Regions from separate parts of the Homo sapiens genome. Here regions 2, 3 and 4 are each linked to region 1. Evidence: chromatin contacts called from ENCODE Hi-C or POLR2A ChIA-PET data. All regions are on one chromosome and are shown on one strand. Each heading gives the region's core, a stretch centred on a gene start or an enhancer-like site at or near the end of the contact. The rest is flanking DNA. Distances are from core to core; before and after follow the strand shown.

Region 1 (3,265 bases), core at 665-3,164:
AACTACAACAACCCATTCTTATGCTTTCTGGTTAAATTGTATCTTGCTGTACATATAACTTCAGGTTAACATGGCAAGGTGAATAATAAATGGCTTATAAATCTCTTACTCAAAATCTTTGGGAACTGTTTTTCTTACTTTAATAAGATAAAGAATTGCTCACATATTCACCTATTCTATCAAAAGTATTTATAGAATGCCACTAGGTGCCAGGCACTGCATTTGGCCTTATCAGCTACTATGATTAATTCTTGGTTCTCCTCTAAATTATTGCCTCAATCTACAAATACAGATTAGAGCACATCCTATTTGTATGCTCCACAACTAACATAATGCCTGGTTCTTAGTGGAAACTTAATGTCGCTGAACTGTGTTATAATAAAACATCCAGAAGGCAGGCCGAATACGAAAGCAGTAGCTTCGCATTAAGAAAACTACCCCTAGCCAATTTTCTTAGTCAACCAGGCCACTACAGTATTAATGAAATCGAAATCTGTCACCAATACCAAAAAAAAAAAAAAAAAAAAAAAACCAAAACCAAAACGTCTAAACAAACGCCCTTCTGATAACAATTTCCTTGGACACATGAAAGCAAGCAATTCCTTATGCTAAAAAGACCTTCAACAACGTCAAGAATAGATGTTTCTAAAGCCTTTCGGTAAGGGGCCATACATAAGAATGGAAAAGTTGACTGATTGACAAGCAAATGATGTTCCCTATATTCATCTTGACAGTAGTTTCACACCAACTGTTCCAGAGGCAACATAAAAAAAAATAACAGAAATGAGGCCGGGCACGGTGGCTCACGCATGTAATCCCACCACTTTGGAAGGCCTAGGCGGGCAGACCACCTGAGTCGGGAGTTCGAGACCAGCCTTACCAAAATGGAGAAACCCCGTCTCTATTAAAAATACAAAATTAGCCGGGCATGGTCGCATGCCTGTAACCCCAGCTACTCGGGAGGCTGAGGCAGGAGAATTGCCTGAATCCGGGAGGCAGAGGTTGCGGTGAGCCAAGATCGCGCCATTGCACTCCAGCCTGAGCAACAAGAGCAAAAACTCCGTCTCAAAAAAAAAAAAAAAAAAAAACAGAAATGAGGCACAAAAGGAGGAAAGGGAGAAAATGCGTGCTGAGATAAGCATTTCGACTCAGGCTGAGGGAAACGCTCAAACAGTTACTGCAAATGACTAAAACAATCTGAGCCTTAAAACTTGGTTGTGCAAGTTCGGCTACTAGAGTTCATCATCTGTTATGGGCATTGTTCTTGAAAAAGTACCAAACAAACATCCTGCCTGCGGGCTTCTCCGGGTGGGTGCTACTAACCCTTTTAGTTAATTCTGTGACTCTGCGTTTAAAAGAAATAAAGAAAGAACAGGATGAACATCAACAAGTATTTAGGAGGGGCCTAGAGAGAACTTTTCACCCCTAGCCGCAGCCCAAGATCCTCCCACGGGAAGTGCCGTAGGACCGCAGCCCGAAAGAGCGCGGGAGGGGAGACTGGCCACGCCCGGATGCGCCGCGGACAGGGTCCTGGCCGGTCAGCCCGCGGGCCGCTGGCTTTGCTGCAGCCGCCCCGGCGCAGGGGAGGAGCGCCGAGAAAGGGCGGGGCCGGGCCTCACCTCCACGGCCTGGCCCAGCTCCAGGTCGAAGCCCACCACACACACGCAGTGCAGCCAGGCGGAGAAGCTGTCCCAGCGCAGCAGGCCCCGGCCACGGCCATCGTCCTCTTCATCGTCCTCTGGCGCGCCTCCCGCCGCCACAAGGGCCGGCGCCTCGCGGCCCTCGGCCCCTGCCACCGCTTCGTCCAACGGCCTTCGAGAGCCGGGCCCCAAGCCCGCAGGGCCCCTCAAAGCCATCGGCCGCCCCCTGACCGTTCGCGCCGCCTCCACAGCGGACCGCGCCGCAGAGCGCGCTTGCCTCCGCGCAGGCGCAGACGCTGCTGTCGCAGCCGCTGGGGACCCACTCAGTCCGGGCGGGGCTGCGGGTCACGTGACCCTGGGAGCGGACGTGGGGACGTCACGCTGCCGCTTGTCTCGGATTGTGAAGCCGGTCCTGGCTTCCTTGTCTAAAAGCTCTTTGGGACTGAAATGGCTGTTTATGAATCCTTGTCAACCTCGTTCGCAGTCAACGACCAGGGAATAAATTATTCGTGGAATGACACAGTTCATAATTATTATAAGGTATTATTAAATTATGAAAGCGTAGGCCGGGCGCGGTGGTTCACACCTGTAATCACAGCATTTTGGGAGGCCGATGCGGGCGGATCATCAGGTCAGGAGTTCGAGACCAGCCTGACCAACATGGTGAAACCCCGTCTCTACTAAAAATACGAAAAAATTAGCCAGGCGTGGTGGAGCGCGCCTGTGATCCCAGCTACTCAGGAGGCTGAGGCAGGAGAATCGCTTGAACCCAGGAGGTTACAGTTAGCTGAGATTGCGCCACTGTATTCTGTCTACCCTGGGCGACAGAGCGAGATTCCGTCTCAAAAAAATAAAAATAAAATATATGAACGCATAATGGTGACGGTGGCTAACATTGAACGCTTACTTTGTGCCAGTTGATATGCCAAGTACAAGTGCGAATACTTACAAATATTACCTTATTGAATCTTCACATAATCGCAAATAAGTAGACTATTTATTTCTTTTTACAGATAAGGAAATGGAGGTCCTGGAGGTTACATGACTAGCCCAACAAGTATGACAACTCCGATATCGGCTTGCGGTTCACTCATTCAGTTTGCTGATTCAGAGATCTGTGCATTCACTCACCTGTTCCTTCTCCAGCAAGGCCTCCCCACCCTACCACCTCCTCCTTTCTTAGTTTGGCTGTCTGTGACTCACTCAACACACATCCCCAGACCTTTCTGGAACTCCAGGTTGGGCAGATTGGCCTCCACAGCAACCTGTGGATCTCTGAACACTGGGGCAAGGGCCTGGTCTCAAGCAGCTTCGTATTCTGAGATCAGTTTTTACTGAGTATTGGACCAGCCAGGATACTAACTAGTATTTATTCAGCACCTACTATGTTGAGTATAAATAGCATAGTAAAAGTAGGAAACACACAATAATACCTCAACAGAAAAATGAGTAAACCAGCGAGGTGTCACGCCTGTAGTCCCAGGTTCTTGGGAAGCTGAGGCCGGCTAAGTTCAAGGAGGATCGCTTGAGCAGGAGTTCCAGGCTGCAGCGCGCTATGATCGCGCCTGCGAACAGCCATTGCACTCCAGCCTGGGCAACAGAGCGCGACTGTGTCTCTAAAAAAC
Region 2 (3,155 bases), core at 585-3,084, 540 kb after region 1:
AGGAAGTCATTCATCAATTTCATTGTCTATTTATTCACCCCCTGGACTCCTGTTTTGGTGAATGTTCCTGAGTCCAAGATGCTAATCCAATAGGTGGCCAGTAGTGACTGAAGGACATTTAATCCCCACATTTTGTGCTATCTCTGTGGACCTGCTCTGGGGATGTTGGTGGACTGCTGGCTTGGAAAGGTTCTGCTTCAGCCGTAAGGAGAGATAAAGCCAGAGAGGTGGGACTGAGCAACCCGCTGTTTGGTGAATAAATTGCCACTGAAACTCGGGGGCCATTCCCTGAAGTGAATCACATGCAGCCATTGAAGTCTAAGTGATAAGGCAGCCAACAATTTAAAGGAAAATGCTCCAGCCCAAGCCAGGGGGACTGTCCCAAACTCCGGATGAATTCCAGCTGCCCTGCAGAGCAGGGTTTACAGGCATGGGGATCACTAGTGGCTTCAGAGATGCCCCTTTGCCACTTCTCCGGGACTTCTTGACTGTGTCCTATTCTTAAAACCCAGGACCTGCACCACTCAGCCAGGCTCCACCAGCGTGGAGGCCTTGGCAGGCTGAGGCCCAAAGGCTGCCTTTGTGGGGGATTTAAACGGCCAAGAGAGTCTTGCTGAGCCCTGGCCCCTTGACGTCTGGAGTGGCAGGCCAAGCACTCAGTGCAGCAGGAAGATCTGGGTGCCACTAAGGCCCCTAACAGGTGTAGTAAATATCTGTTAAATGAACGAATACATGTTTTGATGAAAGAAGCCCACAGTGCAGTGTGAGCCCAAAGGGGTCTTACTGAAGGCTTCCTGGAGGAAGTGGCAGCTAAACTGAGACATGGAAAACACGGAAGAGTAGCCAGGCCAAGCTGGGGTTTAACTGTCCCTAAAAGAAAGAAACGACCATAGCAGGGGTTTAACCAGAGGTGGCCGAAGGCCTTTCCAGGTGCCCATTTCTCCCGTATAGCTTTGGAGTCAGACGATCCTCGGTTGGAATTCCCAGTTCAGTCCTTACAGTCTGACGTCCCGCACAACCCGACGCCGGCAACTGTCTCCAAACACCCGAGAGCCAGGGCGGGAGCATGAGCGCCTACGGTGTTCCTTGGGGTGGAGCCCTCGCAGTGTCCAGAGGATTTGGGGGCTCCTGCGCCCCCATTTCTCCCATTTCCTGGACTATCCAGGGCAAGCCCCTCACCTCCCTGAGCCTCGGTGTCTTCTGAGAAAAGAAGTCGACCCCAGTGCCTACCTCATAGGATTACGTGAGACAACCGATGTCAAGCAGTGTTGCTTTGCTGCCTGAGAACCCCTGCCTGTCCCTTTCTCTCTGATGCCCTTCGGGGCAGAGATCCAGAGATCCTGCCTGAGTCACTTTGGCGGGTTTAATGCCCAGCCGCGCCAGGCACACAGTAGGTGCTCAGTAAGTGAAACAGTGCCGGGAAGAATTCGGGCCGGGGATGTGGAACTGTGTGTGGCTCTGCGGGCTCAGAGGCCCTCCCCGCGCCCCGCCACCGTGTGCGTTCCGGGGCGGGGCGGGGCGGGGGCGGGGGCGGGGGCGGGGGCGGGACCGGGCGCTCGGGCTCCGCCCCCGGTACCTCTGTAGGCGATCCTGCTCTCGCCGTGGCTTTCGGGTGCTAGGAGACAGTTGCCGGCGTTGGGTTGTGCGAGACGCTAACTGTACCCTCCGGGTTTAACGCTGTGAGGCAGCGCGCGGAGGAACTGGGGATAAGCGCCCCGGAGCCCCCAAACAGAGCGCGGCCGCTGGGGGACAGCGCGCGGCGCCGGGTCGGGGCGGGGCGGCTTTTCTGTCGGAGGACGCGAACCGGCACGCTGCGCCTTTAAGGAGTCCAGCTGGGCTGGGCGCCGGAGCTGGGAGCGGCGCGGGTAGGAGCCCGGCGGCAGGTCCCAGCCCGGGGCTAGAGACCGAGGGCCGGGGTCCGGGCCCGGCGGCGGGACCCAGGCGGTTGAGGCTGGTCAGGTGAGCGGAGGCGGGCGGGCGGGCGGTGGTGCGCTCCTAGGGGGATGGGGCGCCCTGATGGCCCCGTGACCTCTCCCCCAGTGTCTCCCTGCAGCGGCGCATCGAGTGGAAAGAGTCGGCGATCTGCACTTGCCTTTCCACTCCGCTCCCCGCGCGGGCGCTGCCCCCACCTCCCGCTGCCTGGATAGGTTTGAGATGCCCGAAACCCGGCGCCCCATTTCCTGGGTCCAGCCAGCCTCTTGAAGCCGGGGGACAGAGTGAGGACGGGTCGGGACCTGCACCCTCTTTCTACTTCGCCTCCCCACCCCCTGCGCCCGCAGCAGCCCTTAGGCGCCCCTCGCAGTGCCGAGAGGATTTTGGGGTCCTGCAGCCCTGTTTCCCCCATTTCCTGGAGAAGGACTGCAGCTCGCCCACCCAGATAGCATCTTGCTCCGTGTCACGCGCCGCCTCCGCGCCGTCCCCAAGATCTCGCTCCGCTACTCCCCTCCCCCAGCAGCCTTTCAGCTTCCCTTTCCCCAGCCTGCCCCGGCTCCCGTGCCCTTGCGCCCCTTCCGTGTCGAAACACTTGAATCAGGATGCTGTCCAGCCAGGTACCCGCCGGCAACTTGCGGTCCCCCGCCTACAGCGACACAGGTTTCACGGCTGCCTTAGAAATGCGGATTGTGTAACGCCGGCTGCAGGGCAGTGCACGTGCAGGGTTTGCGCCCCTGAGCCCACAGCGAGGCCAGGTGACAGAGTGAGGCATGGGGGAGTGGGGGAAGAGGAGGATGCCAGAGGGTCTAGATACTGTGCATGCAGAGAATATGTATTTTGAGCCCTTTGTATGCCCCAGGAGCTGGGTGGTTAGGAAGAGGAAATAAAGTGGGGGTCTTACTCCAGCTGGGACCTGGAGGCCCTCATTTATCTCGCCGCCCCCCTCCCCGCTGCTCCCGCCTGCTCAGAAATCCCTAGTGGCTCCACCTGGCTAAGAGTTTAAAGTAGTTTATAATGAATAATAGCTGACATAGAATAAGCAAATCTTGTGTGCCAGGCCCTGTCCTAAGCCCCTTAAAAGAATTACCTGCCATACTTTCCCCAACAGCCCCTTGAGGTAGGTACCACCGCTGTGCCCATTCCTGAGAGCAGGAATATGAGGCTTCCAGAGGTGGTACCTTCCCAAGACACGAAGTGAGTCTGGCCTCAGAACCACCCCCTTC
Region 3 (3,205 bases), core at 526-3,025, 740 kb after region 1:
TACCTAGGCTGCCCACAGCATACAATATAAAAACACTAGAACAAGCTTCTCTCTAAAAACTCAAAGAATTCTAAAAGTAACATTTCTATTACACATAGTTGGTCTTTGCATGTGTTAATGTACTGAGTGCTCACTAGGTGCCAAGTACTGCCAAATACTTTGCATCCAGAATGTAGGAGTTGCTCTTTTAATATAATGAATGGTAAAATCTAGTTAAAAAAAGGAAGGAGAGGAGAATTAACATACAATCCATCAATTCCACTTCTATGTATATGCCCCAAATAATTGAAAGCAGGGATTCAAGCATATACTTGCACATCAATGTTCACAGCAGCATTACTCACAATAGACAAAACAAGGCCAGGCACGGTGGCTCACACCTGTAATTCCAGCACTCTGGGAGGCCAAGGCAGGTGGATCACTTGAGGTCAGGAGTTCGAGACCACCCTGGCCAACATGGTGAAACCCATTCTCTACTAAAAATACAAAAATTGGCCGGGTGTGGTGGCGGGTGCCTGTAATCCCAGCTACTCGGGAGGCTGAGGCAGAATTGCTTGAACCCAGGAGGCAGAGATTGCAGTGAGCTGAGATAGTGCCACTGCACTCTAGCCTGGGCAGCAAGAGCAAAACTCCGTCTCAAAAAAAAAAAAGAAAATGTCGGGCTGAGCGAGGTGGCTCATGCCTGTAATCCTAGCACTTTGGGAGGCCAAGGCAGGCAGATCACTTGAGGCCAGGAGTTCAAGACCAGCCTGGGCAATATGGTGAGACCCTGTCTGTACTAAAAATACAAAAATTAGCCCGGTGTGGTGGCACCGGCATCTAATCACAGCTACTCAGGAGTGTGAGGCGCGAGAATCCCTTGAGCCCAGGAGGTGGAGGTTGCAGTGAGCTGAGATCGCGCCACTGCACTCCAACCTGGGTGACAGAGGGAGACTATCTCAAAAAAATATACATATATATATTATTCAGCCTTAGGAAAGAATCAAACTCTGACGCATGCTACAACATGGATGAACCTTGAGGACATTACGCTGAGATAAGCCAGACACAAAAGGACAAATGATGCCACTTATAAGAAGTTCTAGAATAGGCAACCTCATAAAGACAGAAAAGTACAACAGGGGTTACCAGGGGTTTGGGGAAGGGAAATGAGGAGTTACCGAGTAATGGACAGTTTCTGCTTGGGATGATTAAAAAGTTCTGGAAATGGATGGTGGTTAATGGTTGTACAACATGGTGAATGTACTTAATGCCACTGAATTATACACTTCTAAAAAGTACATTTTAAGTTAGGTCTATTTTGCTGCAATTTAAAGAAAAAAACATGGAGTGAGGGAGGAAACGCCTAGTCTTAGTTTTCCCCCATTGCCCAGCCAGCTGTGAGGTGGTGACTCGCCGGTGTGCTAATTGCCAGGCGGCGACAGAGGCAGCAGGAGCTCCACGGAGGATGCTGGCTCCGCAAACCCAAGGCCCACGGCGCCGGAAGGCCACAGCGCAGGCGCGACTCCGGCCTCCTTCCCGAGAGAAGGGGGGACCCTCCCCGCCCTCGTCCGACGAGCACCCGCGCCTGTTACCTGCAGCGCAGCCGGCGCGGTCCAGTGAAAGCGCCTCTTCAGCAGCCCGGAGACCTGGCAGGGAGAGAGGAAGATGACGGCGGGACGCAGGGTGGGCAGGGGTCGCGTGGGAATACAGGCCGCGCGCTGCTGCCTACCTCCCGAAGGGGTCTCCGCACCAAGCCAGACACCGCCGCCATCTTGGTCGTGTCCTCTATCCGCTGCCAAACGACAACAGAGGGGCCGGCAGACGTGAGCAGGCCCCGCCTCCACCGGCGCGGGCCAATGGCAAGGCGCGCCGGCTGCGTGACCCGCCCACCCGCCCACCGGGTGAGGGGCCGCGGGGCCGGGCTGAGGTGGCGTGTGGGTGGCCGTGCCCCTCTGCCTGGAGCCGCCTCAAATCAACTTTATTGACAGTAGGCGGTGACCGACAGGCGGGGTGCACGCTGGGCACACGTGCCTGGTCGGTGTTACTTGAAGCGTGGGGACTAGAAGTCAGACCCTGAGGAGCATGATCTCTGGAAGCTGGAGAGACCTTAAGAGTTAGGCCAACCTGTTGTGGGTGCTGGAATCCTTTGGGCACCAAGAAGTGCTTGCACACGCTCTACTGATGGGGAACTTAACACTTCATGAGTGAGTCTAGTCTTCCCTGGACAGTGCTGTCTGTTGATTCCTTATAATGCACATCATAGCTTTCATTGATTGCATTAAGCACCTACTGTGAGCCAAGCATTGAGATATGTGCTGTATAGCTCATTCTCACAGTACCCCACTTGGGTAATTAGTGTTATTATTATCTCCATTTTGAAGACGGTTAAACTGAAGCAGAAATTGATTAAATGAGCCGATATTTTAATTTAGGACTGTCTTGACTCTAAAGCATGGTCTTTTTCCCACTGCTTCCTAAAGCAGAAGTGGATTCCTGCTTGGGGGAAGGTTACAACAACTTTAGAGAAGGGCGGCCCTATGGATGTAGCAGGACAAGCCGCAGACGAAACTCCTCAGACACCGAGTTAAAGAAGGAAGGGGTTTATTCGGCCAGGGGCATGGGCAAGACTCTTGTCTCAAGAGCCGAGCTCCCTGAATGGGCAATTCCTGTCCCTTTTAAGGGCTCACAGCTCTAAGGAGGTGTGCGTGAGAGGGTCATGATTGATTGAGCAAGCAGGGGGTATGTGACTAGGGGCTGCAAGCACCGGTAATTAGACTGGAACAGGATAGGGATTTTCACAGTGCTTTTCTATACAATGTCTGTAATCTATAGTTAACATAACCGATTAGGTCGGGGTCGATCTTTACCAGGCCCAGGGTGTGGCACCAGGCTGTCTGTTTGTGGATTTCATTTCTGCCTTTTAGTTTTTACTTTTTCTTTCTTTGGAGGCAGAAATTGGGCATAAGACAATATGAGGGGTGGTCTCCTCCCTTATGGGGAGGTGCCAAACACTTGGCCATAGGGACAACCTCTGGAAGCTCATTAGTCTTAATTTGGCCCTTGGGGGTCAGATGGGACAATTGAGCACCCAGTCTCCACCCATCCCCAAGACATTCCAAACATTCCCTTCTATGGATCACAGCTGCAGGCTGCCAAATTAGGAATTTGCAACTTCCAGTAGGTTGCTGACTGGGAATGGGAGGGGGTGGAGGCAAAGGCAGAA
Region 4 (2,964 bases), core at 379-2,878, 770 kb before region 1:
AGCCAGAGACACATGGGCAGCGTTCTGATGGGTGTTCTAGGCAAAAGAACTGGCAAACTCAACAGCAAGGCAGTGCAGAACTACAGGGTATTTTGGAAGACACCAAGTACTTTAATAGGTCTGGAAGCTGAACTGACAGGCTTGGGTCTTGCTTCAAAAAGTGTGAGGGAATCACACCTGCTTAGAGAAAGGAGGAAGTGAAATCACTGTAAAAAGCCTTACGCCTTTCAGGCAAGCATCTGGGTCACCATGGAGCTAGCACCTGGAAGCACTCGGTAATGAGTGTCAGATCAAATGACAGTGTCCACTGAGAGGTGGGTTTCAGATTGTCCTTGGGATTCCCTATTTCCTAAAGCCTGACTCCCCACAAAGCAAGCTGGTTAAGTGGTGGCTGGTGGAGGGGTAAGGGCAGGTATTCCTAAGGCGTCTTGTTCCAGCCTCCTACACAGGAAGGGTCCTAAATTTGAACAAGCCTGTAAACAACTTGAGATTAGCTAGCTTTGGGGACAATTCAGCCGATGAAGAAAGACAGTGCCCTGGGAAATGCGGGAGGCTCCATCACCCAGCCATTCCTCTCTTGGAGTATTTTCTGACAAGCCACTTCAAGGAGTCCCAGCAGCCAAGGCCAGCCTCACCCCAGTAAGGATTCACTGGAAATGTGAGACGACCAGGGCATTGTACGTTTTATTTCTTTGGAGAGGAGGAAGGAAACATTCACATGAACAAATCCTAGAATGATTCAACCTAACTTCCGGCTGCTGACTGAATGGGAAAGAAGAACTGAAACCCGTGGGCTGCAGCACTTCGTGCAAGAGGTGAAACTTGAGGGGCTCCAGGGCAGGTAGCAGTGGAGCAGGGAGGGGCAGAGAGAGGGCCAACAGATGCCCTGGCAGGGGAAAGGGATGCAAGCCTGCAAAAAGGAAGCAAAAACAGGGCACGGCCGTCTCCTCTGATGCCCTTGCTCTGACCAGAAGCAAGAACTCCCGGATTGAAATGGGTCCATGAAGAAGGCACTTCAAGAGGAGAATTTCAATAGTAAGAGGCTCTGATCCGCAAGGTCCACGTTCATTTTGAGCTTTATAATGGGATATCAAAAGGAACAGGAGTCTTCTCTATGGCATCTAGGATACTACTAAGTATTCAAACATGTTTATGTATTGGTTTTTACATTTTAATAGTAACATAGCATCACTGTCACACATTCGAACCACACAGAAGTATACACATTCAAACCACAAAGAAGTATATAAAGTAAAAAGTGAGTCTTCCCAAAGGCCCTACTTTTTTTTCTATCCCGATCCCATTTGCTGGATGCACTGGTGTTAAAAAGCCAGACGTAGACAGAGGTTCATAAACCCAAAAGGATTTAGGAGCAGGGGTCAGGTACCTGAAAGAAAAGGCCAGGTGGGCACTGGGGCACCACTGAGAGTTTTTGTCTTAGGTCAGTTCCAGCTTTTCGGGTTCCTAAGGGGTTAATCATCCAGGGTGAGCAGACATTCTAATTTTTTCAATAGAAGCCTGAAATTCAGGGTTTTATGTAAAATCTCTCAATTTGTAAATGCTGGCAACTATTCATCACCATAAGAAGTACTGTATGGGCCACATAACACAGTTGCTGGCTACATTTGGCCCAGGGGCCACCAGTTTGCACCCTCTGGTGGTAATCCTTCCAGACATTTCCTTCTGTCTAAAAACACGAGTTGCTGGGTGTAACATCTTATTTTTTTCAAAAATAGAATGATAACATTGTTCTACCACTTGCTTCTTTTTTCATTTAACATCCAGGGCATCTTTCCCTGTCACGCACATTTTTGACCTCTTACTGCAGAGCATGCTATGGTATGGAAGGAAATTAACTCATTTAGCCACCTGCCCTGTGGACATTTAGCAAATACGAAAGATACACTTGAAATGTCACTTCTCATTGTCCATTCCTCTTACCTCTGCCAATGTTGATAACTCATGATGAAAGTGCACCTGTGTGTGGATATTAACATATCATACAGCCACAATTACTGAAACCACAGCGACTAAGGATTTTTTATGTTTTAATATGAGCACTTACCATGTATTTTCCCACGTGATCCTCACAACAGTCCCAAAGTAGGCCTTATTATTATCTTTCTTTTTGCAGATTTAAAAAAACTGAGACTCAAAAAGGTGGTGTACGCCTACCCATGGCACGTGGCCTAGAGGTGGTGAGGTTGGTCAGGAGTGGGGCCTAGCAAGCTTACTTCAGAGCTCCTGCTACAAGCATACAGCCCTCAGAAGACACAGCGAGAAACCTGCTCTGGGATATTCAAGAATCTGACATATTAGAGCACAAACCACTAGAGAAGGATCGCTAACAATGGGACAATTCACTTGCCTCTTGGAATGAAAAGCCTCATTTTAAAGCCCTTCTTCATACTCATCCAACATAAATTCTACATAGATTGGAGAGAAATGTTAAAAGGGGGAAAAAAACCTACAAAATTCTGGGGGCATAGGTTTTCAGGGTATGGTATTTTTCTTTCAGTATATAGAGTTGAATCATATATTTATACACAGGAAACTACCTATAGGGTGCCTACGATGCAAAGATGAACCCTGTTTTCCCACAGCTGGTTAAATAACCAAACTGGTAACAACCCCTCTTGTTGGGCTCTAAAGAGATTAGCACCAAAACTGGGACCTAACTAAGGTGTCACCAAAAGTGTCATGGTATCACTAGAACCAGAACCATGTTTCCTGTGTTCTTGTTCGATATATCTGAGGGTATTTTCTGTTGAGAAGTTCCAAGCAATTTCCTTACCAAAGATATTATAAGGAACATACTCGTCAGGGTTGTGAGAATTTCATTTACATAAAATAAAATATTTAGATTTTAGCAGAATTACTTCTTCATTAAAAGTTGGCAAGCAACGATGATTCTTTCCATTTGAACTTTATCCTGGTTCCTTAATGTCTTTCTTATTTGTACTT

Evidence for each region. A loop is a pair of places that touch in the nucleus more often than their neighbours do. ChIA-PET counts read pairs that join two places held with the same protein, here RNA polymerase II (POLR2A). Pooled maps may share reads with other maps.
Region 2: a loop to region 1 is called in a map of CD4-positive, alpha-beta T cell, with 6 times the contacts of the local background. The contact joins the promoter of ABHD6 here to the promoter of DENND6A in region 1. A Hi-C loop is called at or near these places in 3 of 168 maps with a recorded cell type or tissue (B cell, CD4-positive, alpha-beta T cell and naive thymus-derived CD4-positive, alpha-beta T cell) and 8 of 50 pooled maps.
Region 3: a loop to region 1 is called in a map of naive thymus-derived CD4-positive, alpha-beta T cell, with 17 times the contacts of the local background. The contact joins the promoter of PDHB here to the promoter of DENND6A in region 1. A Hi-C loop is called at or near these places in 1 of 168 maps with a recorded cell type or tissue (naive thymus-derived CD4-positive, alpha-beta T cell), 2 of 37 single-sample maps with no recorded cell type and 9 of 50 pooled maps. POLR2A ChIA-PET finds 5 or more read pairs at or near these places in 1 of 52 experiments (naive thymus-derived CD8-positive, alpha-beta T cell).
Region 4: a pooled map shows a loop between it and region 1 (7-fold over the local background). The contact joins the enhancer-like site here to the promoter of DENND6A in region 1. A Hi-C loop is called at or near these places in 3 of 37 single-sample maps with no recorded cell type and 9 of 50 pooled maps. POLR2A ChIA-PET finds 5 or more read pairs at or near these places in 1 of 52 experiments (GM10248).

What each region holds. Positions count from the first base shown.
Region 1 is chr3:57,691,163-57,694,427 of GRCh38, forward strand. DENND6A (DENN domain containing 6A) reads right to left here and starts at 1,915. Exons shown (of 20, transcript NM_152678.3): 1 at 1,620-1,915. The coding sequence starts at 1,856. It overlaps DENND6A-DT (DENND6A divergent transcript), which reads left to right and starts at 2,043. Exons shown (of 2, transcript NR_135550.1): 1 at 2,043-2,180; 2 at 2,654-3,265. RefSeq lists an enhancer at 1,243-1,743 and silencers at 1,465-1,704, 1,815-1,914.
Region 2 is chr3:58,235,958-58,239,112 of GRCh38, forward strand. ABHD6 (abhydrolase domain containing 6, acylglycerol lipase) reads left to right here and starts at 1,835. Exons shown (of 10, transcript NM_001320126.2): 1 at 1,835-1,959. RefSeq lists an enhancer at 1,246-2,185 and silencers at 1,407-1,576, 1,587-2,076.
Region 3 is chr3:58,432,057-58,435,261 of GRCh38, forward strand. It overlaps PDHB (pyruvate dehydrogenase E1 subunit beta), which reads right to left and starts at 1,776. Exons shown (of 10, transcript NM_000925.4): 1 at 1,712-1,776; 2 at 1,575-1,628. The coding sequence starts at 1,753. It overlaps LOC107986092 (a long non-coding RNA gene), which reads left to right and starts at 1,539. Exons shown (of 4, transcript XR_007095933.1): 1 at 1,539-2,186. RefSeq lists enhancers at 1,532-1,751, 2,794-3,205 and a silencer at 1,812-2,051.
Region 4 is chr3:56,917,668-56,920,631 of GRCh38, forward strand. It overlaps a transcript of ARHGEF3 not described here. Among named protein-coding and RNA genes, the nearest start is that of ARHGEF3-AS1, 21 kb to the right of the region's middle. Within about 2 kb of position 1,629, at least 3 of the 41 ENCODE cell types and tissues checked have a DNase peak (open chromatin) inside an H3K27ac peak, as active enhancers do.